Linked DNA regions of Homo sapiens: region 2 is linked to region 1. A link is a loop called in an ENCODE intact Hi-C map of the cell type or tissue named here. Cell type or tissue: Caco-2. All regions are shown on one strand. Each heading gives the region's core, and the rest is flanking DNA. Links, peaks and the distances in the headings are about the cores only. Region 1 overlaps DDX10 (DEAD-box helicase 10). Region 2 has its middle 310 kb from the start of DDX10.

The links. Peaks named below come from ENCODE experiments on the same cell type or tissue, not always from the same donor. Only the 100,000 strongest peaks of a DNase experiment are listed, where the experiment ranks them.
Region 2: a loop joins it to region 1, with 6 times the contacts of the local background. A loop is called at or near these places in 2 of 110 quality-filtered maps.

Annotation. Positions count from the first base shown.
Region 1 is chr11:108,909,047-108,918,750 of GRCh38, forward strand. It overlaps DDX10 (DEAD-box helicase 10), which reads left to right. Exons shown (of 18, transcript NM_004398.4): 17 at 8,827-8,972. Among named protein-coding and RNA genes, the nearest start is that of DDX10, 250 kb to the left of the region's middle. RefSeq lists an enhancer at 4,147-4,648. In Caco-2, for the core only: no CTCF peak of the experiment used is centred there; a DNase peak (open chromatin) is centred at 4,285.
Region 2 is chr11:108,970,621-108,980,324 of GRCh38, forward strand. No RefSeq gene overlaps it. Among named protein-coding and RNA genes, the nearest start is that of DDX10, 310 kb to the left of the region's middle. In Caco-2, for the core only: no CTCF peak of the experiment used is centred there; no DNase peak of the experiment used is centred there.

The sequences.
Region 1 (9,704 bases), core at 674-8,673:
TAAGAAGTCACCTTTCAGCACTTGGCATTTATACTAATGAGGTGGCTTAGGGTGGCATCTCTAGATAGCTTCAGGGTAGAGGCTGGTTACCAGAAAGACCAAACAGTTGATTAGAGGGTGGAGCTTTTAGCCCTATTCCCCCCACCTCCCTGGAAGGGAAGGGTGGCTGGAGATTGAATTATAAAAGCCCTTGAAAAGTGAGTTCAGAGAGCTTCTGCATGGGCAGACACATTCATATGCTGGGACGGTGGCCCACCCAGGAAGGGCATGGAAGTTCTGTGCCCCACTCCCGCCCCTTCCCTTGTCCTGTGCCCCACTCCCGCCCCTTCCCTTGTCCTGTGCCCCACTCCCGCCCCTTCCCTTGTCCTGTGCCCCACTCCCGCCCCTTCCCTTGTCCTGTGCCCCACTCCCGCCCCTTCCCTTGTCCTGTGCCCTACTCCCGCCCCTTCCCTTGTCCTGTGCCTCTTCCTCTGGCTGTTTCTGAGTTTAGGCCTCCATAATAAATGGGCAATCATTAAGTAAAACCCTTTCCTGAGTTCTATGAAAAGTTGTAGAGAATTATGGAACCTGAGAGGGGCCTGTGGGAACCCGTGAATTTGTAGTCTACTGGCCACTGGTGTCCGAAGTGTGGGCAGTCTTGTGGGACTGAGCCCTTGACCTGTGGGATCTGTGTTAAGACACTCTGCATGGTTATTGTCAGAAATGAGTTGTATTGTTGGGCACCTGTTGGTACCTGTTGGATTGGTGTGAAGAGACACCATGCATTTGATGTTAGAAGGCACCACAACAGGCAAGAAGCAGCAGAGGGTGTTCCAGGAGAGAAATAGCATGCACGAAGACTTGAGGTGGAAAGAGGCTTGACTAGTGCCGGTATCTGAAAGAACGTGTTGTAAACAGGTGTCTTACATTATCACATGTGAGATTTGAAATCTATTTCAGAATTCTAATTACAACACAGAATTGGAGTGATCAGAATTGGGGAAAGAATACTTGCAGGAAGACGTATTAGGCAGCTGGCGCAATATTCTAGGCAAAAAAAAAAAAAAGGCTTGGGGGCCAAGGATAAGGAAAGTGGAGATTACCACATGTAAGGTATCATAGGAAACACCTGCATGTTTTACAAAGCTTATAAAATACACTTGATACTGGAAAAAACAAAAACACTGTATAGGCACATCCAAAGTTTTAATGATGAGATTTGAGATTCAGGGTGATGTAGGAGAAAACCCCTTGTGTATGTCCAGGTTTGTATGACCTTGGTAAGTAATTTAGTCATCAGAATCACAGTTTTGTAATTTCAAAAATGGGAACAATAAATCTTTTTGACCTACTTCATAGGCTTTGAAGATCAAGTAAGATAATCTATGTTAAAGCACTTTGTACGTTTGTTGTAGGAGAATGCCACATCTTATTTGTGTTTCTTGCCATTATCAAAACCAAAACAAAAATAACCAGTCAGGTAACATTTCTGTTTTGGGATATTTTCACCTGACCTACTTGTAAATGAGTTTTCCAACTAACTGTTTTAAGAAAAGTCATTCCTGTTTTAGGTGAAGTAATTTCCTCAGAGGTTCTTAAACTGTATTTCAGGAACTGCCAGTTATAGAGGTGACACTGATCTCTTCATGTGGGTAAAATACTCCCCCTTTCTGCCCAGGGCTTTAAGAGAGGAGCGTGCATGCGTGTGTGTGTGTGTGTGTGTGTGTGTGTGTGTGTGTGTGTGTGTGTGTGTGTGTGTGTGTGTCTGTGTGTGTCTGTGTCTGTGTGTGTCTGTATGAGGATGATAGGGGGTTCTTGTTTTGAGCAGGCTGGAAGGGTGGAGAAAGATGAGAGAACTAGTCAGTGAGGGGGTAGTGGTGGTAACTTGCAACTTGGAAATATGAAGAGAAAGAAGCATGTTGACAGCCAGAATGCATAATCAGTCGGCCACATGTTAGGGGATCCATAAGGTGAAAACTGCTTTCTATCTCTATCAAATGTTAGACATTTAGCAGGGCTTGTGGAATTGATTCGCTCTTGATTGACTGCTCCCCAGAAATAGCAGAACCTGGCTTTCATTTTAATGCTTATGTGGGTAACGGTTCTAGAACAGCTCATTTTGTTATCAGGGCAGGGACATGATTTTGTTCACTGCAGCATGTCCAGAACCTAAAAGTGTGTCTGCTATACATAATAGGTGCTAAATAAAGATTTGTTGAATGAAGACATCTTTGTCTTAATCCATTTGTGCTGTTATAACAAAATACCTTAGATTGGGGGTAATTTATAAACAACAGAAGTTAACTGCTTGCAGTTCTAGAAGGTGGGAAGTCAAAGATCAAGGTGCCAGCAGATACAGGGTCTGGTAAGGACTTGTTCTCTGCTTCATAGATGGTACCTTCTTGCTGTGTTCTTCACGTGATGGAGGGGCTGAGCAAGTTTCCTCAGACCTCTTGTAAGGGCACTAATCTCATTCAGATAGGCTCTACTGTTAGGACCTAACCAGTTCCCAAAAGCTTTGCCTCCTCTTCTTTTTTTTTTTTTTTTTTTTTTTTTTTTTTTGAGACAGGACCTAGCTCTATCACCCACTGGCGTGCAGTGGCATGATCTTGGCTCACTGCAGCCTCTGCCTCTTGGGCTCAAGCCATTCTCCCACCTCAGCCTCCCAAGTAGCTGCAAACTATAGGAGCGTGTCACCATGCCTGGCTAATTTTTTTGTAGAGATGAGGTTTCACCATGTTGTGCAGACTGATCTCGAACTTCTGAGCTCAAGCAGTCCATCTGCCCTGGCCTCCAAAAAAGCTTTGCCTCTTAATACTATCACTTTGGGGGTTAGGTTTCAACACATGAATTTTGTGGGGGACACAAACATTCAGACCGTAGCATGTTTTTGTAAGGCATCCTCTCAGTGTTAATTAAACTGCTGTCTTCTTGGTTTCTATATTTAAGAGAGGTCTGATGTGTACGACTAAGCTTCTGTGTATATTCTCTTAAATATATTATGTACCTGTCTCAGTCACTTTGGGCTGCGGTAACAAAATTCCATAGACTAGTAATTTAAATAACACACATTTCTCAGAGTTCTGGAGCCTGGAAAGTTCAATATCAAGGTGCCAGTAAATTTAGTATCTCCTGAGGGCCTGTTTACTGATTTGTAGATGGCTTCTCACGTGGTGGAAGGGGACTTAGCTAGTTCTCTAGTTCTTCTTTTAAGGGTGCTAATTCCATTCATGAGGGCTCCACCCTGATGACCATCACATTGGGATTAGGGTATGGACATATGAAAGAAGAGGGGTACAAACATTGTGCATTATAATACCCCTGTAATCCATAGAGTCTAGTTGATTCTCCTTCCTTAATATTTCTCATACCGATCCTCCACCTTCATCTCCACTGCCACTTCCTTCATTAATTATTATAGTTTTAAAACTGATATCCTTCCTTCAAATGTTATACCTTCCAACCACCCTTTCTATTGCTGCATTTCTAAGGTACTAATTTAGTTTCCTGCTAAAATGCTTAAACAGTTTTCCCTTACTTACAGCAGTGAGTTTCCAGCCATGGTGTCCTAACACACTGACATAACTGGGAACGGTGTCAGGCAAACTTGTCTTCCATTTGATTCCTAAATTAGATAGCTACAAAGATAAAAAAGCTACATACCCTCCTCACAATTTGCCCACAAGGATATTCCTGTGGAGAAAGGACAGACAAGAACTCAAAGTCATCCCTCTGCTCATGTGAGAAAAATGCTTATCTGAGTGTTTCCTCTGCCCTATTGCTTCACTAAGCCAGACTAAGGCATGAGTGACTATTCCTCTACCTCCACCTCACATGTCAATTGTGTATTTAGTAAGAGGCTAATCAGAGACTCAAAAGAATGCAATTGTTTGTCTCTTATCTACCTATGACCTGGAAGCCCCCTCCCTGCTTCAAGTTGTCCTGCCTTTTTGGACAGTTGTGAGGTGATAGATATTTCAGAGAATATTTGACTCATGAAAATAAGTCAAAAGGAGGTAAAAACGAGGATGGTTCTGTCAGCCCAAAACATCTGAGACAAATCTCAACCAATTTAGAAAGTTTATTTTGCCAAGGTTAAAGGACACACCCATGACACAGCCTCAGGAGGTCCTGAGGACATGCGCCCAAGGTGGTCGGGGCACAGCTTGGTTTTATACATTTTAGGGGGACGTGAGACATCAATCAGTATCTGTAAGATGTACATTGATTCAGTCCAGAAAGGCAGGACAACTCGAAGCAGGGAGGGGACTTCCAGGTCATAGGTAGTTAAGAGATAAACAGTTGCATTCTTTTGAGTCTCTGATTAGCCTCTTACTAAATAGACAATTCACATGTGAGGCGGAGGTAGAGGAATCATCATTCCTGCCTTAGTCTGGCTTAGTGAAACAATAGGGCAGAGGAAGCAATCAGATAAGCATTTGTCTCACATGAGCAGAGGGATGACTTTGAGTTCTGTCTGTCCTTTGTCCACAAGGAATATCCTTGTGGGCAAATTGCGAGGGAGGTATGTAGCTTTTGTAGCTATCTTATTTAGGAATAAAATGGGAGACAGGTTTGCCTGACACAGTCCCTAGCTTGACTTCCCTTTGGCTTAGTGACTTTGCCGTCCCTATTTTCCTTTTATGGTCCCATTTTGGTAAATTATCTCTTAAATCATTCATGAAATCAAAGATAGAGACAGAGCAGCTAAGAATGTCCATTTTCTTACCGTATGTGGCTAGAAAGTACATACTTCTAGGCTTTGCTAAAAAGACATAGTACTTCAGAATGTTTTCATTATGGTGATACTATTTTTAACTTAGTGACTTGTGTTGTAAATGATAGTGGTTTTATTAATAAATTAAAGGTATTAGTCACATTATACTTTCCATAATACAGGTATTCCACATTTTATTGGTCATTGTCATGAATTGACTGTAATGCCGCACAGACAATATGGTATAGCACCAACATTGCAGTCATTTTGTAGGTCAGGAAATAGCAAGGCCTGGATGTTGTCAATTACAAGAGTCACATTAAAACAAATCCAAATAGCATTTTATCCATTTGAAAGTAAATTTTTATTACTTTGAATTCGTATTTTCTTTATATACCAATGTAAATAAACATTTATATTGGAATACTGAGTTAAGGTATTTATATTAAGTTTAACTTTCAAATTATTCTCTTATTAAATTGTAGGTATTTTGTGAGGGTCACTTTATAATGCTAAAGGGGCATAGTAAATTGTGGCATTATATATTAATACACTTGAATAATGTATTCTGCTCAAAGTGTCAGAGTGCAGATCTCAAAGCCAGCAGAGCAGCTGGAAATTAGAGGAATCGCCAGAGGCAGCCACAGAGAGGGTAAGCCTACCTCTGCCTGAATTCTTGGCTAAGTACCACATTGTACAGGCTCAGGGGAGACCCATAGGAAACTAGAAGCCACAGGATCAAAACAGATATAAGCAGCTCCTTACTATGGATTAGAGTCTGCAGTTTTAATCTAGGCAAAGTACCTGCCTGTTAGAATACAAATTCAGGAGTCCTCAGGAAACATGATAGAATCTAGTGTTTCGGTAATATGTTATCTACAATCTCCAGTTTTCTACAAAAATATTAGACATGGAATTAAACAGAAGAGTGTGATCTATACCCCAAAAAAGGCAATCAGTAGAAGCTGACTTAGCTCAGATTTGAATTTAGCAAAGACTTCAAAGCAGCTATTTTAATTATATTCAAAGAATTAAAGGAAAATATGGTATCAGTGAATGGAAAAATGTTCTGAGCAGGGAAATGGTAACCATTAAAAAAAAAAAAAACTGGAAATCCTAGAGCTGAAAAGTACAGTTACTGAAATTTAAAAAATTGCCAGGTGAGCTCAAAAGCAGTTTGGCATTGTCAGAAGAAAGGAACAGCAAACCTGAACACCCAGTAGAAATTGTCCTGTATGAGGAATAGAAAAAAAAAATGAAGAAAAAGGAACAGAACCTATGAGACCTGTGAAGTAGTCCAGTATACATGTGCTTGGAGTCCTGAAAGGAGAGATGAAAAAGAGACATAAACATATTTGAAGGAATAATGGCTGGAAACTCCCCAAATTTAGTGAAAAACATTATCAGATCCAAGAAGCTTGCAGAGTCCCAAGAAATACAAACACAAAACCATTCCTAGACATATCATGGTCAACTGTTATGATAAACAAAAAATTGTGAAATCAGCCAGAGGAAAATGATACTTGCTTACCCTTCAAGGAAAACAACTGAAAGTATTTGTTGCTGATGCTAAAATTTGAGCTTTTAGGAAAACAAGAATTTTGGAAAACTTGTATTCACCAATATTTCTCAATATTTGACTTTGGAAAATTTGTAACCACCAACAGCTTCCCAATACTAAAAAGGCTTGTTTTTTTTTTTTTGGTTTTTTTTTTTTTGTTTGTTTGTTTTAAAGACATCGATGGTGGATAACAAATGTGACTTTAAAAAAATTATATAATGCAATGTGTCAACATTTAGAGATCTGCATAATCTATGTAATTCAGTGAACAATTATTTTCCAAGTAACCAATGTATGATGTTACAAAATCATTCACTAAAGATCCATTCAAAGTGCAAGGTAGACCAATGGATTTTAATGTAACAAATTTCAAAAAGTTCATTGATATGGTTTCAGTTTTCATATGACAACTAGTTTTTAAGAAGCTATTACACATCAACGTTTGTTATGGAATGAACAAAGAATAACTGCAGTTTTCTGAAAAGGTTCTATTACTCTTCCCTTTCCCAAATACCTATCTGTGAGAGGCCAGATTGTCTTTACATTTTTCAACCACAACAATATTGCAACAGAATGAATGCAGAGCGGATTTGAGAATGCAGCTGTCTTCACTTAACCCAGACATTAAAGAGACTTGCAAAAATGTAAAAAAAAAAAAAAAAAAAAGTTCTTTAGGAAATTACAGCTATTTTTCATAAAATATATTTTTATTTAATACAGTATATTAAATGAATAAATATATTTTTTAAATTTTTAATTTCTAATACAGTAAATGTCAGTAGATCTTCCCCATGTTAACAAAAGCTCTTTGGCATCCTCCATTCTTTTTAGGTGTAAAGGTGTCCTGAGACCAAAAAGTTTAGAACTGTTTTGAGTCTGCTCTGCCTCCACCTTCAGATAGTACATTCCTTTAAGGGCATCAGACGGGAAAATTAGAAATATCTTGTAGCTCAGGAAATTAGAATTCTTGAGTTTATGGTGACATCCAATTTTTGTTGGTGTCTTTGATTATTTTCAAGTAAACAATAAAATAAGCTGTCAAGTGTGCTGCTTAATGCTTCTAATCCCCCCTCCCCCCAACTCAATTTCTTTCCAGACCTTTTATTTTTTACCAAGGACTCTCACCAGGAAAATAATAAGGGACTTTTGCAGTGGTGACTAATTCTTATGTTTAGAGGTTATCAAAGAATGTTAGAGTACTTTAATAGTGAATAGCATAATAGTGCTAGCACAGTCATTACTATGCTATTCTGAACTGTTATTCAATTTCTGGGAACGAGCATTAATCATTTGAAATCAAAAGAATCAAAGAATCATTGAAGTTTATATCATTTGGTATGAAGAATTGTAAAGATGGTAACTGAAAGAAACTGAAATTTTTTTAGTCCCACTTATAATTTTCTGTTAAATGCATGTGCCACTGCTTGTTTCGGTTTATCTGGTAGTTGACAAAACCAATCTACCAGAAATAAATTTGTCGTGTGATGTTCATAACATAAATGTATAATAAGTTTAATTTTGCATTAGTTTGTTTTTTGACAAAAATAACCACCAAAAATTAAAAACAAAAGAAGCCCACTTACCTACCTGCTTGCATGAAACTGAACAGATCTCAACTTCCATACATTCCCTCCCATGCATTATTGCTTTTCCCATTTCTTGGTGTTCCTCCCCTTCTCCCATTCTTCTTAGTGACTCTGCACTTGCATTTGAATTTAGAAGACCCATCACTACAAATAAGCTTGTACAGATCTGATTATTGTTGTTGTTTCGTTTTTAAGAGATGGGATCTCACTCCATCACCCAAGCTGGCATGCAGTGGTGCAATCATGGCTCACTCTAGCCTCAGCTGTCTGGCACACGAGATCTTCCTGCCTCAGCCCCTGGAGTAGCTAGGACTACAGACACATGCCACCATGCCCAGCTAATAGATCTGATAGTTTTTTAAGACTTACACTTTTGTGGTCATAAAATCAGACAAATGTTACTGTACTCTGGCTTCTGATCTTTTATATTTTCACCTAGTATTTTTGGTAGTTTTGAAACTTACATGTGTGGACAGGATCACTAAAACAATTTTGTATGCTATTTCTTTATGTTTATTTTTATTTTATTTTAGAGATGTTGCCCAGGCTGGTGTGCAATGGCTATTCACAGGCGTGATCATTGTGTACTGCTGCCTCAAACTCCTGGGCTCAAGCAATTCCCTTGCCTCATCCTCCTGAGTAGCTGGGATGACAGGAGCATGCCACAGCACCTGGCTTTTATTTCTTTGATAATTGAGTTGAGTTACACAGAAATAATAAAATAGACAATTTTCTCCTGTATTGTGTTTAAAGGACTGAATAGTGATTTGCTTTCTGAATCTTCTTTTATTTTTGAAATGATAAGGATTTTCATTTCTTTGCCAATGGTTGTGGTTCTGAAAGTCACATAAGGGCCTACACCAGAAGAGAAAGCTAATCTGTGGATGTCAATTAGAGGGATATCCATTGGGGTCTGCAAATAAAACCTGATTATTTATCAACTGACTTCTTCAACTGCAGTTTCCCTTATTATTATTTTTTAGGCCAAAGATGAAGAGGAAGCCTTTCTGGATTGGAGTGATGATGATGATGATGATGATGATGGATTTGATCCAAGCACACTCCCAGATCCAGATAAATACAGAAGCTCTGAAGATTCAGATAGTGAAGATATGGAAAATAAAATAAGGTATGTTTTTACTATGGGTATGAAATACATACTTAGTACTCTCACATCAGTCTTTTAATGAATCCAAAAGACATTACTAAGAGTTCTACTCCAAGAGATGTTTGTTGCTTTTTTTTGATACCTTTACTTAGATTCCTGGAAATCCTGCTGCTGTTTTTTTACTCATTTTGCTGCAGATTGTTCTGGTCATGTTAGGGCCTTTTTGATTATTTCTATAATCCCTATTAATAGATATGAGTATGATATATGAGTTGTGTTTTTCCTTTCTCTATTCTTTTTTTTTTTTTCTTATCTTTCTCTGAGTCCTTTATGCCTAAGTATTTGATGCACTAAAATCTGTTCTCTGCAAACAGAGTTAGGGTTTTATTTTTTTTCATTGTCAGAGAACTCTATTAAAGATACTGCTAAAAATTGTCCTTGAATTTTAAAACGTGGACATTATTCTTCCACATTCTTTTATATGGAATTAAATAACAAAATACTGGTGGGGCTGGGCGCTGTGGCTCATGCCTGTAATCCCAACACTTTGGGAGGCTGATATGGGAGGATTGCTTGAAGCCAGGAGTTTGAGACCAGCCTGATCAACAAAGTGAGACCCCAAATCTACAAAAACAAATTTTTTTTTAATAAATAAAATAATGGAACACTTGTACAGAAACAACTCTTGACAAATTCCTTCACTTTAAAGTCTATTTGCTATTATTTATTTGCTACCATTGGCAGAAACAAATG
Region 2 (9,704 bases), core at 625-8,624, 62 kb after region 1:
GGCTTGGCATCATAGGCAGGCATTCTCTGATTCTGCTTAACAAAATGAGCCTGGGAACCCAAGGAGAGCCCAGGCCTCCAAAGCCCAGGGGCCCGTAAGAGTGAGAGGTGAGTGATGGACCCGTAACTTGTTACAGTGCATGGGCCTGCCCGCTGTAAATGGGCCCAGTGGGTGTCAGCCTTTCACCAGTTTTGCTAATCAGATAAATCTGATTTTCTCTGGGAAAAAGCAAGTAAAAAGGCAAAAAGAAAGATCAAGTATCCCTTCCTGGGACTTCTTGAGTGGCTTGAAGTGTTTGTAGATGTTTCTTCTTCTGTGAAAACCTGAGAGCAGAGGAGTAAATATCATATGCTCAATGAACAAAACAAAACCAAACCCGGAAACAGGTTATTTGGTTTGACTTTGCAAGGAAAGGACATACTTAGAATTGGTAAGGTAGAATTTGGCAAAATACTGGATTTTCTCTTCCCAATTTGTCTTTAGTCTGAAGCAGGCCATGTCCCATTATATGCTCTTGGCATTTTTATTTCCCCTGTTGGAGCCCTTATCACAATTGTAATTAATTGGTCATAGGATTGTCTGTGCTTTTCTACCCTGAAAGCCATGACAGTGAAGACTTTGTTCTCTTTTGAATCCCTGGGGCCTAGGTCGTAATAGATGCCCAGTAAGTATTTACCGAGTGGACACCTGAATCAATTAGGTGTGCCTGACATTCAGGTTATGGAGCCCTGATCTCACCCACTCTTAAAGTCTCATTCTGTGAACCAACACCTCAGCTCTCCTGGTCTTCAGCTTTATGGGGAGGACTTTCAGCAGGGGCTTCACATCCCTGGTCTAGCTCTGTAACCCACCTGAACTCCTAGCCTTACCATGTGACCCAGTTGTAGGGTAATTACTCTCTCTTTAGTTTGCAGTTAGTTGAACTGTGTCAGCATGAGTTGTAGACAATGCTAAGACCACCTTCCATTCTAGACCTGCTGTGTGACCCTAAGCAAGTCACCTAACAGATTGAACCCCAGCCTTTTATAAGTAAACGCAATCTCATCTCTGCTGGCCTCACATGGTAGTTGTGGGAATCCAATCTGAAAATGAGGTCAAGTCATTTCATAAAGCTCTTCTTCAACCATTAGCAATGGAGGTACATTCACAGGATTGAAATAAGACTTCAACCAGCTTTTTTGCCATGGCTCAGAAATTTAAAAAAAACAGGTTTATTGAGATATAATTAACAGATCATATAGTTCACCATTTTAAAGTGTACAGCCCAGTGGTTTTTAGTATATTCACGGAGTTGTGCAGACATCACCATAATCAAATTTCAAACATTTTCATTGTCTTCAAAAGAAACCTCATATCTGTTAGTAGTTACATCCCATTTCTCCTTCAACCTTCCCAGCCTGAGGCAAACACTAGTCTACTTTCTGTCTCTAGGTTTCATATAAATGGAATTATTCAATATGTGGCCTTTTGGGTCTGGTTTCTTTCAGTTAGCAGAATGTTTTCAAAGTTCATCCATGCTGTGGTGTGGATTCCTTCATTCCTTTTATTTCCAAATTATATTGCATTGTATGGATATACCACATCTTGTTTATTCATTTTTTGGTTGATGGACATTCGACTTGTTTCCACTTTTTGGCTATTATGATTAATGCTGCTATAAACATTCATCTACAAGTTTTTGTGTGGACGTACGTTTTCGTTTCCCTTGAGTGGAATTGCTGGGTCATATGGTAACTCCATGTTTAACACCATGGCTCAGGAATTTGCTGGCTGGAGAATAGAAAAGTGAGGCTCTTCTGGATGGCAAGGAGAATTTGAGTCTGTGTGTGTGTGTGTGTGTGTTGTACACAGATGTGTGCAGGAGCAGCGCTGCTGGGGTAGGAGCAGCAACTTTTGACTATCATATTCAAAGTAATTCTTGGCCAAATTCCTGGTAACTCTGAAATTTCTGCCCACCTACTCCTTTGTCTGAATGTTGCCCCTATTGGGTGGTCGTCCTCAGACAGCTCTTCAGTCAATTAGAAGACTTTGGCAAAAATCGACAAAAGCATTCTGGAAGAATCAATTAGTTATATGAAATGTACAATAGAGAGTATTATAAATGTTATTATTAGTTGTCACTTGTGTTTTACACCTTTTATATCTACAACATTTATAATAAATGAATGGACATATACACGTATACACATTTTTTCCCCCAAAGAGTTGTTGTGGACATGTGCCTGCACACACTGGGTCTGCAGTGTCAGAGGAGCAGTGCCACCGGGTCGTCTGTCAGTGTTCTGAGCAACTGGACTAGGAGCTCTGGTGGAGGTGGGAGCAGAGAAGGAAGGTGAGTGTTTAAATTTACCAGGACAACGCTGGGTAACTGACAAAATATTAACTGTCATCCTTCCATACCCTTGTCCTTCCCCTCTGTAGCAATCCTTCCAGGGCCTCTGAGAAGGGCCTGTTCCTCACTTAGGACACCTCCTTTTAGGACTAGCTTCTTCTGGCCTCACATTTCCCCAATCACTCTGAATCGCCCCCACTTCATGTTAAGGGGTCCCATTTAAGTCAACTCCTGTGTCCACCCAGGTCTGAGTTCCAAGACGGGATGTTTGTGCTAGTCTTTTTCACTGTTGTCTCCCTGTTGCACAACGTACTCTGCTCGTACCCTGTCCTGATTTCCTATCCTGGAGTCCTATACCCTGTGTCCAGCAAGGTATCCATGACAAACACACATCAGGATGGCCCCGGTGTGCTTCCCTTTTGGTAAGAATGGCCCTTGGCAGGAGAATAATCTCTGGACAGACATCAGAAAGATATTCTTGTGTTTCCATGCTTTGGTTGCACGTGCTTTCCTTGCATTGCCTTTTATTGCCAGTGCAGATGCGAAGAGCCTGCTGGCATCACTGGGAGTCAGCTGCCATCTCTGCAGTAGGTGCCTCCTGAGTGGCGGAATGTTAGTTCCCAGTTGATGACAGTCTCTGATAATACTTTTAGCGTTTTTCTTCTGAGTCATTTCCCTAGGGCTGACTCAATACTGCAAGTTTTGGTGTCTTATTGTTTTTTTTTAAAGGGATGCTTCAGACCTCAGCTCACCTATTAACTTTTCCTTTAAACCAGTCTGCTCTTGGAAGGACTCTGGTACAATGATATTCCTGCCTGTCCTAGCAGGACCTCAGGCCCTTGGGTGGGATCTCTGTTGCTCTTTCCCTGCCTCCTGCTTCCCAAGGCTCCGGTCATTCGGCCACCTACCAAACTCAGAAAAGAGCTTTATGGCACTAGACTGGGAGACGCCAGGGGACCAGAGTGTTGGGGAAAGTGAGGATGGGGGAAGAAAGCCACAAGTTTTCTGTCTGGTCCCAGGCTTGACAGTGAATGCTCGTTCCACCTCTAGATTCCCATCGCTTTTATAGCATTGCGTGAGATCATCACACTCCTGGAAGAATAAAGCCTCTGCCTCTTACGCCTGCCACCTAAGACTGATTGCTTTGTGTTCACGGTCCTCAGTCCATAGGTGGGCCTGAGTGCTGAAATGCCAAATCTGCAGAGAAAAAAGCTTCACAGTGACAGTTTTGAGAGAGAAAACCCTTTTACTAAGTGTATAAAGGTTTTTGCAGAACGAATACAATTCACCTAATGATTAATACCATAAAAAATCGGCATATTGATCCCTTTGTCAGTGAAATAAATTGATCAGGTGCTCACATCACGCCAGTGGATCAATTTTACTGCATCCGATGAGCCGACAGCATTCTTCATTGGATAGTGTGTTAACACCTTAATTGATATATTTCATAATTTTATTGTGGCTTATAGTCACAGGATTGCTTCTGGGGATAATAATTTATTTTTTTATTGGCAAGAGGTTCAGAGCAGAATTTGTGTGGTATTTCTCAAAAGTGGTTAAAACTGAGACATGTGTAACAACTGGAAAACTCCTCTGGTCTTTGGATCCAAACGAGACAGTTCCTGATCAGTGGTGTTCACGTGGGAATGAGCATCTGCATCCACAAGTTTGGAAAGGCCCAGTAAATACCAGGTGGTCCTGTAATCTCAGCATTTTGGGAGGCTGAGACAGGAGGATTACCTGAGGCCAGGAGTTCAATACCAACCTGGGCAACAAAGACAGACCTCATCTCTTAAAAAAAAATTAAAAAAAATTATCTGGGTGTAGTGACCTGAGCCTGTGGTCCTAGCTACTCAGGAGGCTGAGCCTGGAGGATCACTTAAGTCCAGGAGATAGAGGCTGCAGTGAGCTACAATTGTGCCACTGCACTCCAGCCTGGGTGACAGAGCAAGACCCTGTCTCAAAAAGAAAAAACAAACAAACAAACAAAAAACCTACTAGGTGCTCATAAATTATAACTCTGATTGGTTTATTGTAGTTGAATTGCACTGACTTAGACTCTGTTCCAGTTTCCTAGGCATCAGGACCTACTCAGTGTTGTACCAGCCACTGAATCACTGCTTTCTCTGCCTAATTTGCTTTCCTGGTGTCATTGGGGAGACGTGGAGCTTTCTAGGATGCTGGAAACTAGGGCAGACCCACTTCCCCTGGAGGCTGGTTTCTAAATGCTGCTGACAGCCCTCACCATGCCCTAATAGGGAAATATAAGGCTAGCTTCCCTCAACCACTCCCTACCTCTCCATGCCTCTGCCATTCAAACCTTGCCCAAATATTTGCAGGCACACACAAATCCTGAGCAAATAATTGCCCACAGAGTTAAATTGTTTGTAGTATTTAGTATTCTGTGCTGCTAGTGTCTCTCACACACTCTATGATTTTTTTTTTTTTTTCAGATAGAGTCTCGCTCTGTTGCCCAGGCTGGAGTGCAGTGCTGCGATCTCTGCTCACTGCAGCCTTTGCCTCCTGGGTTCAAGCAATTCTCTGCCTCAGCCTCCTGTGTAACTGAGATTATATGTGCTGACCAACATGCTCAGCTAAATTTTTTTGTATTTTTAGTAGAGTGGGGCTTTCACCATCTTGGCCAGGCTAGTCTTGAACTCCTGACCTCGTGATCCACACACCTCAGCCTCCCAAAGTGTTGGGATTACAGGCATGGGCCATCGTGCCAGGCCTCACTCTATGATTTTTAAAGGCAACTGGCAGCAAGCACATTTTGGAGGGTGTCCACAGCACAGAGACAGAGTGAGTGTGTGCAGAACTTCTGGTCCCTTCCAGCCCTTTCCCCAAGCCCCTCACTAAGCACCTGATGTGATTATTCTGTGCTAAAAATAGGAGTGTTATCACAGCTCTTCGGCAGGTGGGAAGCTTTGTGGAAAGAGATTTGCCTTTATGTTTTCCGGCTCCCTTTCCAAGTCCTTGAGTGCCAGATGGACGAATGCAGCTTGATTATCATGTGTGTACAGGGTGTGCTGGGAGATGAGCAGGAGCAGCTCACCACTCATGTGCATGGTCAGAGGCAAGGCCAGGGTGGAACGACTTTCCCAGTTCTCTCCGCAGCCATGCTCATTTCAAACCATGGCATTAAAACCAGTCACTTGTAAATGTGTAAAAAAAATTATCTTGGAAAAATGCTGAAGTTTGCTCTTTTACTACCACACTTGGGATAATATTTGATAAAGGGGTGATTAGGGAATATTAAATCTAAATGTGAGGAGAATAAATTCTTTTTCAAATTATGTATTTATTTATTTTTATTAATTTTAACTTAGAGATGGGATTTTGCTATGTTGCTCAGGCTGGTCTCAAACTCCTGGCCTCAAGTGATCCTCCTGTCTGGGCATCCCAGAGTGCTGGGATTACAGGCGTGAGCCACCATGCCTCCCCAGTTTAAAAATATTTATTCAGTTCCTACCAAAGCAAGAAAGGTTTCCACACATTTGGTGACACTAAGAGTTTATAGTCTAGTTCGAGGGTCAAGATATAAACATAGAAGTTTTGATAATATAATAAATAGTTTCCAATAGCACCTTTTTAGCATATTTAGGGTTTTCTCTTATTTCTTCTGGAATACCTCTCTTAGGAAAGTAGGCAGAGCGGTTAAGCAATGTATCCGACTAACCAAGTAGCCCCCAGCCCAGGAGGAATAGATAGGCAGGGGTGAGGTAGGATGAAGAAGGGAAGGACAGGTGGCAGGATTCTCCAGGAAGCCAACAAGGGGACTCCACAAAGCAACTCTACCCCTGTACTTGATTACATAAAGGCAGCGAAAGAGGTCTGCATTGGGAAGACACGGAAGTGAGCGTTGTTACTGGTGACCTTTTGCCCCAACACCTTGTAATTTCTCCTAATAGCACCATTGGATGTGTCTGTCAGAGCCAGGCCCTGAGGGCTCACCCTGTGTGACCCAGAGTAGGCTAGGTGGCTCCTCTCCATCAAGTGAGTGAACACTAGATTAGCTTGTTTCTCACCCACATAACAGTCCAAGGTCTCTCCTCCATGTAGTCATTCAGGGACCTAGATTGATGGCTGACTGTCTTCCAAGGGTGGGTGCCTTAGCCTGGCTTTTCCCATTAGAAAGCAGAGTCAAGGGCTTGGTGCAGGGGCTTTAATTAGAGGACTTAATTTTGGGATTCAAGGGACTATGAGAAGGTTGCTGGAAAAATGGAAGCAGGGGTTAAAGTGAAGCCATCACAAGCATGGGCTACCAAGCTGGACCTCATTGTGAGAAACAGAGGAATCACCTCACTGGGAATTCTGAGGACTTGTGTATGAGTTTGCTAGTGCTGCTATAACAAAGTACCACAAAGCTGGGTGGCTGAAATAACAGAAATGTATTGTCTCACAGTTCTAAAAATCCCAGATCAAGGTGTTGGCAAGGTTGATTCATTCTGAGGGCTGTTAGGGAGAATCTCTTCTATGCTACTTGCCTAGCTTCTGGAGGTTTGTTGACCCTCTTTGATGTTCCCTGGCTTGTAGGCACATCACTCTGATTGCTGCCTTCATCTTGACATGATGTTCTCCCTATCTGCAAGTCTATCTTCAAATTTTCCCTTTCTAAAATGACACCAGTCATATTGGAATAGGGCCCACCTTGAACTTGATCATCTGCAAAGATCCTATTTCCAGGTAAGGTCACGTTCACAGGTACTGGGAGTTAGGGCTTCAGCATCTGTTTTGGGAACACGATTCAATGCATAATGAGCTGTATAAATGGACCTCAGAACTGTCTGCCTAAGGTACCTAAAAGAAAAGCATTGGCTCCTGCTGTCCATTGTCAGTGCACCAAGGGATATTGCTCTTCCAGACTGCACCCGTGTGAATAGCCAGTGGCTCCTGCTGGCATCCCAAGTGGCTGCAGAGAATCTCCAGGACAGAGAGTGAGAGACATGTGGAGCAGCTTTCAGGGTGCACCCATGGAAGAGCTGCTGGGGTAAAAGTTAAGCCTAGAGGATGTGAGGTGAGGCCAGGAGGTATCTGATATGCGGGAGTGTGGGAGATGCTCCTTCATCCCCTACTCACACCACCACAAGACTCCTGTTCGTCTGCTTCCCCTGTTGGACTAGGACCTCCAAGAAGGCTGGTCTTTTTCACAGCTGTACCCCTGTTGCACAGCAGAGTATCTGGTACATTAAGGCATTTAATTCACACCAAAAGAATAAAGGGTCATACTTTTAGTCCCAGTATCTCCATCACGATTGAAACTTTGGGGAACTTGATATAGCCACAGGAAGCTGCTTCAGTGAATTGGGGGAATAAGATTCCCTCCCCTGTCCCTCTTCCATGCATAGGTAAACTGTTGGGAAGGTCACAAACTGTGACCCGCCTCCTCCTCTCCTCATCCCAGTGCCTCCCCCTTCTAACTCCTGAAGAATGGAGGTACGGCAGGGCATTTAGTTTTTTAAAATTTTTGATATATCCCAACTGTCTTTTTGGTGAAACCGCCTTGTAATACATCTTTGAGGTATTTTAATAACCAAATCCCTTTGACAAGGACCCAGGATGGAGCCTCAGGAGAATAAATAGCTCTCTAACAAAGTTCCTGTATATTACCATTATCATTGTCTTCTTTATTTCAACATGGCTTGCAGAGAGAGAAGAGAGGTCAACTGTAAAATGCTCATTTAAAAGTAATTTCTAAGCATCTGCCTGTGCTGAGCACTGCATTAGGTATTAAGTGGACAGAGCATGTTCAATTCAGATCCTAACAAGCTCGTGCTGAAGCACTTACCCACTTGGTGCTCACTGGGAGGATGGGGACACCGTGACCCAACTCTAGGAGTTACTTGGTAAGGAAAAGCAGAAAAAGAAATCTGTTTTATTCTGATCTAAAAGCATTCGGCAGGCTTCTCGCACCTGCATCATAGATTTTGGGGCATTTGCCCTGGGGGATTGGTCCTGAATTTCCTGTGGGTAGAGCTTACACATCCATTCCCCCTCCCTACATGCACATCTCTGGAGCCTCTCTTACCTCTGGTGGTCTCAGGGATAATCTATGTAGCCTGGGGCTGTACAGCCTGCCCCAGGGCTTTGTGAAGACCTGGCTGGCTATGAATCAGCCCTTCCCCTCCTTATTCTTTTATAATCAGAAGATATTTACATAAAGCATCCCAAGAGGGTTGCAATGGGGAAAGTAAGGTTCTGCACCCTCTACGCCTTCCATCTCTCAAGTGGTATATAATTTGCAGCCTAGCCTCTCCTAGCCTAGAGGTGTCGATGGGGAAGATGACCATGTATTTACTCTGCCCCCTGTGAGGGGTCAGGGGGCAAGGATCACCATAATGTGAGGAGACAGGTTATCTGTGAATCTGCAAGGAGGGAGTTGGAAGGGTGTGGCAGCAAATGTAATGTTGCTAGACAACAGCCCCTCTCTGACCCTCTTCCCCACCATGATGAAAAGCATCTGAGGAGAAGTGAAGGGACGGCATCCTATTTTAGGAGAATCATTCTTTAGGGCCAGTTCTTTCCCGTGCTAAATACAAAGAAAGAACCAGAAGCCCCATCAGAGGTTTTGCAGAGGGCAGATTGTAGCAGCTCCATTCTTGGGCTTTGGAGACTGAATCCCAGCTTTGCTTCTACTTTCTGAAAGGCCTTGGTGAAGTGACTGAAATTTGCCAAGCCTCAGTCCCCTCCTCTGTAAACTGGGCATAATAGTAGAACCCACCTCAGAAGGTGATTTTGAGAATTACACAAGAAAGCCAAGGTAAAGCTGCTTATCACAGGACCTGGGAACAAAATTCAATTTTGACACATCAGCTATTATTATTATTATTATTATTATTATTATTATTATTATTATTTAAGACTTTCTCTTTTTTTTCTTACTTTAAGTTCCAGGATACATGTGCAGAATGTGTAGGTTTGTTACATAGATATACATATGCCATGGTGGTTTGCTGCACCTATCAACCCGTCATCTAGGTTTTAAGCCCCACATGCATTAGGTATTTGTCCTAATGCTCTTCCTCCCCTTGCCCTCCACCCCTCAATAGGCCCTGGTGTGTGTTGTTCCCCTCCCTGTGTCCATGTGTTCTCATTGTTCAACTCCCACTTATGAGTGAGAACATGCAGTGTTTGGTTTTCTGTTCCTGTGTTAGTTTGCTGAGAGAAATGGCTTCCAGCTTCATCCATGTCCCTGCAAAGGACATGAATGAATAGTACTTTTTTTTGGCTGCATAGTATTCCATGGTGTATATGTGCCACATTTTCTTTATCCAGGGCATTTGGGTTGGTTCCAAGTCTTTGCTATTGTAAATAGTGCTGCAATAAACATATGTGTGCATGTGTCTTTATAGTAGAATGATTTATAATC